2 separate regions of the Homo sapiens genome follow, and region 2 is linked to region 1. The links are chromatin contacts, found by Hi-C or POLR2A ChIA-PET in ENCODE. All regions are on one chromosome and are shown on one strand. The core of a region is the stretch at or near the end of the contact, and the rest is flanking DNA. Distances in the headings are between cores, read along the strand shown.

What was found. A loop is a pair of places that touch in the nucleus more often than their neighbours do. ChIA-PET counts read pairs that join two places held with the same protein, here RNA polymerase II (POLR2A). Pooled maps may share reads with other maps.
Region 2: a pooled map shows a loop between it and region 1 (2.8-fold over the local background). The contact joins two enhancer-like sites. A Hi-C loop is called at or near these places in 1 of 168 maps with a recorded cell type or tissue (sciatic nerve), 1 of 37 single-sample maps with no recorded cell type and 3 of 50 pooled maps. POLR2A ChIA-PET finds 5 or more read pairs at or near these places in 1 of 52 experiments (Panc1).

Annotation. Positions count from the first base shown.
Region 1 is chr1:199,684,068-199,686,977 of GRCh38, reverse strand. No RefSeq gene overlaps it. Among named protein-coding and RNA genes, the nearest start is that of NR5A2, 340 kb to the left of the region's middle. Within about 2 kb of position 1,402, at least 3 of the 41 ENCODE cell types and tissues checked have a DNase peak (open chromatin) inside an H3K27ac peak, as active enhancers do.
Region 2 is chr1:198,775,454-198,778,363 of GRCh38, reverse strand. No RefSeq gene overlaps it. Among named protein-coding and RNA genes, the nearest start is that of MIR181B1, 82 kb to the left of the region's middle. Within about 2 kb of position 1,448, at least 11 of the 41 ENCODE cell types and tissues checked have a DNase peak (open chromatin) inside an H3K27ac peak, as active enhancers do.

The DNA.
Region 1 (2,910 bases), core at 153-2,652:
TACTTAAAGTCTTTCCGAGGGAGCCTAACATCAAAAGTATAAAGGAAGGAGGGAATAGCTTTTCATTTCAAAGGCATCACACTTTGATAAGGTTTTTGAGGAAATAAAAATAAAATTAATGAAAACAGTGGGCTAGAATCTGATCTCTGAGCAATGTATTTCTTAGGTTCATACAGGCTTCCAGAATTCTAAAGTAGTAACTGAATGAAGGGATTCTTTAGAACTGTCTCAGTTCATGCATCTAAGACTCCCTGGAACTATAGCTCTGCAATTTACATGGAAATCATCCTGCAATTTAGGACACATTGCTTGGGAGAATCTACATGTCTGCTCTGTACAGCATTATGTTTTATTTATACTGGTAACCATACTAGTGCTGTATTATGTAAGAATAACCCAGTGATTTTTATTTCCCATTAGAACCTTATGTGCTTTAATTCATCACTATTCTCTACTAGACTTTAAATCCTTTGACAACAGATAGCCTTTGCCTGTTTCACAGCTTCATTTCCAAGGCTCAGCACAGTGCTTGGCATAGAGTTGGCCAATAAATATTTGTTGAGAAGCTGAATTAATGCAAGGTTTTATAAAAAGGATGCATAGAAACTGGATGATACTCTGAGGACAGGTGTTGTATCTGCACATCTTAGAATTCCAAGTTCCACTTTTTTGATCTTCTCAACAAGCATGATATAGATTGTATGCTTATCTGATTCTCAGTTATGAAATCTCATCATCACAATGGTGTCAAAAGTACTGAGAGTATTATATGCTGCTCCTCATGCCTTGGAAACATCCTGTAACTATAGTTCCTTGCCTGACTGTGACTTTATCTGCAGCAGACTTTAAGTAGGGTAGGATCTCACTAAATCTCCAAATTAATATTTCTTCAAAGACGATCTCGTTTTAAGTGGGAGTGCAGGGCTAGGGAGTGGATGATGAGTTGGGATTGGAAATGAGAAATGGGAATAGAAGCAACATAAAGATAACTCTGGAAGAGAAATCCTTGACTTGCACTGGGTGTGAGAAGGGAGAAAAATGATAAACTTTTAGACCACAAAAGCAGGGATCAGGGTTGAGGAGTAATGTAATTGATAACACATATTTACATTTTTCTATCTTTAAGAACAACTAACATGTTACAACTACTCATCATAAAAAGTTTCCATTGTTTTAAGGAAAACAACATGTTGCATCATAGAATCACAAAACAGCAGAGCTGGAAAGAAAATCTGAGACCACTTAATTTGGTTCGTTAATTTTACTGTTGAAGGAACCAAGCCTTTCCTAAAGATCTTTATGAACCTTATTTCTATTTTGCCTCCCATATTTATTTGGAAATTGTGTGGAATGCTTGGGATTATGGTGACTAATGCTTGGGATTAGTCATACAGCAAGGAGTTCAAACATAGTCCACGGTGACAATTAACACTTTGAACTGGATTGAGACAATCTGATAACTGAGTAGACAGTCATTATACTGCCTTCCCAGAAACAGTAAGCACCTTATATGACACTTTTCTAAAAGAATCCTTAAGAACCTCTCCTATAAAACTCACACATTGTTTTACTGAGAAGAATACATCAGGTGTCTGAAAGAATAGAACTAATTTTTGATTTTGGTAGCAACAACCCAAGATGTCTTGTGTTCTTAAGTCAATTTCCCCAAGACTATTTTATTCTCAATATAATCAGCATTTGGGGAGGGGGTATTCTTTGAAATATTCTAAATGTTAAATATATAAGAAATATTCTGCATTGTGCTTCCCTGTTTCCATAAGCTAAATCTTTCAAGAGAACTCTCTGAAATGATACCCTATCATTCTCTCATTTAGATACCATATCAATCTAAACTGATTAGAGTCATCACAACTGCCCCCAACACAGTTGTCCTCAACTAACAATGGCACTTCGGAAAAGCCTGCATTTCATTGATGACTGAAGTCCTCACTAGTGCAAAACAGTAGCTCTTCTAGTCACAAGACTTTATTCCACATTGCATAAAATTCTAGGAGTCTCTGTGGTATGTTCATACTGAATCAGGGGTAGCTTTAATAGAATTTGTGTTTATGACCATCAGGATTAAGAATGTAAATTGATGCTAACTGCATGACTGACACCTAGTGGATATATGCCAGTGGTGCTGTTTATAACCATGCTTCCTTCCTCCCCTCAACCTGCCCTGGCAGGCATGCTATATTATGGCCCTTCAGAATATTATCCATATGGGGAAAAAAAATCACATTGGAAGAAATCATTGTCTTAAATACAGAATTATGTCATTATATATTGCTAAAATAATAGGACCAAAAACCTAGAAATACAGAATATTTACAGAGATTTGAAAGAATATACAGTAGCTTGGAGTTAAAAAAAAATAAAATAAAAATAAAAAAAGACCAGATATCAAAATTTAGTTTGTTTAGTTTGTTGGAAAGGATTGAAATACACTGACATGTAAAAGCTTGTGTAATATACAAATATCCACACAGAATTGAAATGCTTAGTATTATATCTTATCTTTGTTTTTTTGACATTAACTTACGTGCTTGAGAGATACACAGATAAAGGTTTAGTCTACTTATTCTGACATGAACTAGCACTTGTGATTGTAGTAAAAGTGTTAAAACTGCTACTATTCTGAGAATCAAATATTGATAATCAACAATTAGAATAAATTTTACATAATTTGTATGTTTCTTTTACCTACTGGGAAATTTTATTATTACTATTAAAAATAGACAAAAGGGTTGATTGTGTCAATAAGAAATTTTAAGCACAAAATGTTTTTTAAAAAGTGCATGTTTTATTGTAATTAAGGTACTGGAATTCAGATGATTATATAAATATAATGTAGATTATAGTGTCAAAATCTGAATTTTAGGAAAAAGTCTGGGCACTTTTATTCAA
Region 2 (2,910 bases), core at 199-2,698, 910 kb after region 1:
AGTGAGAAGCTGAGCTCAGCATGAGCCAGGCCCCGGCTTCCAGGCCCTGTGTAAACAGCCACATGCGTCTTCCTCAATACACCTCGGTTTGAGGCAGCAGGGCGGGCCTGTTATGCCTGGACCTCAGCTGAACCAAGAGTCCCAGCCAGCCAATGACTGCTGTGTGATCCACAGTAGATTATTCAGACCACCAAAGGGAGCCTGTGGCTCTTCTCCCACCAATCTTTAGCCCTGACTTTTATGTAGTGGCTGAGGAAAGCAAAATTTATAGAATGCTATTACTTTGATGGAGAGATGATCTCATCCTTTTCATTAGTTTTGCAGATAAGAAAAGTGAAAATTGGACTCAGAATTTGGCTTAGTCAAAGCAGACTGGTACAGTACCTGACAAACTCAATTCCCAAGTCAAAGGTCCTTGAATATAAGGTGTACAATCAGTAGACTCCTTTTTCAGATGTCTATGTGAGAACTACAGTAAATGAGAGGTGTGTGTGTGTGTGTGTGTGTGTGTGTGTGTGTGTGTTTTCATCCCAGTCTAGAAAAATGGCATGAAAATCAAATGATTTGCAGCACAGCTAATGGTAAAATCTTCCAAATCCAGAATTCCTGTGATCATTGTGTACTTCACTCAGCAGCATAAACCCTGGTTTTCGTGGCAATTCCCAGTTGAAGTGAAGCTAGTTGCGCCTGGGGAAACTTGATGTGATTGTTGCTAACTATTACTTATTTTCATGAGTTGGTACCATTTCAAGATTTGTGGTGCAAGGGTTTCTTTAGAAGTCTGCAGCCAGTATTAGTTCAGTCCTTTTGAACTTACAAAAGCACTGTCACATTCACAGTGCACTTGGTACTCATGATAACACTATGAAGTGTTGTGGCAAATATTGCTAGTTGTTGCCAATTTCTATGTTCTTCTTCTATAGTAACAGAATTTCTGCTTTTTGTATGGACATAAAAGCCACATATCCCAGCCTAGTTAGGTGTGGCCATATAGTTAATTATGGCCAATGGGATGAGAGTAGAGGTAATGAGGTATAAGTAGAGTTAATGTTTGTAAATTCAGTGCTCTGTCAACAAATGGGGACAGCACACTGTCTCCACTGGCTGGAATAATGCTGGGCTTGAGAAACCTTGTTCTAGGTGATTTTGAAATATTCATGAATAATAAATGCAGATTATTATCATTATAAAGATAAATGGTTGTGTGACCTTGTACACATTATTTAATCATTCTAAATTTGCTTCTCCAATCTAAATTTGAGATACTAATAGTCGCCACAAGGGATACAATAAATATTAGAAGGGACGTATATAAAGTGTGGATGACAGTGTTGTCAGTACTAATAGCAAGCAGAGCCTGGTTTTGAGAACCGTAGAGTGTGGAGGACAAGAGGGGAAGAGATACAGAGGCGACTGCAGGAGTGGGACTGAGAGGCAGCGGCCGGAGTCAGAAGGCCTTCCTCTTTCTCATGAGGTGGCTGTGGTGCATTCTTTACTGAACAGGACAAGACTCTGTGGTTAGTGCTGGAACTCTTTGTCCTGAGTTAACAGTAACAGGAAGAGTGACTCAATATCCAGCCTCAAAGGATGGAGAAGCTGAGTCTGGTTTGAAACTTCCTCTCTCAAATCAGGGTTTGTCTGGGAACTAGATGAGTAGAAATGACTGTTAGTGTGCTCCATAGAGACCAATAGGCCCAGCTAAGACAGGCTGGGTGGGAAAAAAGGCCAAGGGAATGAGAAGGTTTGGGCAACAGGAATTTTTATTAGCCTTGTGGTTTGAGCTAAGTTTTAATAGCCAGTAGACCTATGCTTGAATCCCAGATCTACTACTTAGCAACTGTTATTGGTACCAATTTCCACATCCTTAAAGTGGGAATAATAGCTACCTTTTGAGGACTGTTAATCACAGCCATCATCTACTGAATTCTTACCGTGGATCAATCACTTTCGTAAATATTTGTGTTCGTTATCTCAAGTAATCTTCACAATGCTGGAAGGTAAAAACCGTCATGATTTCCAGGTTACGGAAGAGAAAAGTGGGGCATAAGGAGGTCAGAACATAGACTCATACGATTAAACTCTACTTCTTTGTTGCTTTTCCACTTAGGATTAAATGAGAAAATATAAAGTACTTAACACAGTGGTTGGCTCATTGTCTTGAATAAATGGTAACTTTTAAATATTATCCCAATTTTAGAGATGAAAACCATGAAGCTAAGAACAGCAAAGCAAATTTCCCTGAATTGTGTGACTGTTGGTAGAACAGGGTTCACGCGTTTCACTCCACACAGTTTTGATGCATTCTGCCTTGCGCCAAAAGGGTATCCAGCAGAGTGGAAGCAGCTGCTTCACCCGGGATGGAGGAGGATGTTCAACCAGCTCTCAGAGGTCATGCCTGAACTCTAAGGACATGGCTTTATCCTTCTCAGGATGTATTCTTCGCCTGCTACATCTTGAACACAGCAACCACGAGCAGTCTTCATCCCATGACCGCTGCCCCCGCCTTGTTTCCACAGACCCAAGCTCCTGCAGTGCTCGAGTCACATGATCAAGCGCTCATTTCTGTTTGTGAAGTTTCTCAGCCAAAAGGAAAACCATTAGGTATCAAATTGCAAGTAGAAAGCATCCAAGAAGCTGCCTATTCCAGCACCAGTTCCTGCCAAAGAACCTTAAATAAACTTGGTGAAGGGAAGATGTCTGAAATTACTCTATACTCAGTATATTTAGTTAGATTAATAATAGAACTTGATTTCATCTAACTAATTAATTTGAGTTCTAAAAGCAGACACAAATAATAGGCTTGTTTTTTTTCATTTTTTTTTCATTTTGATTCCCTTTGGGGATTTTTTTTAGGGGGGGTGGTGTAAAATGTTAGTCAATGTACTACTAAGGATAAAAGAAAAACTATCT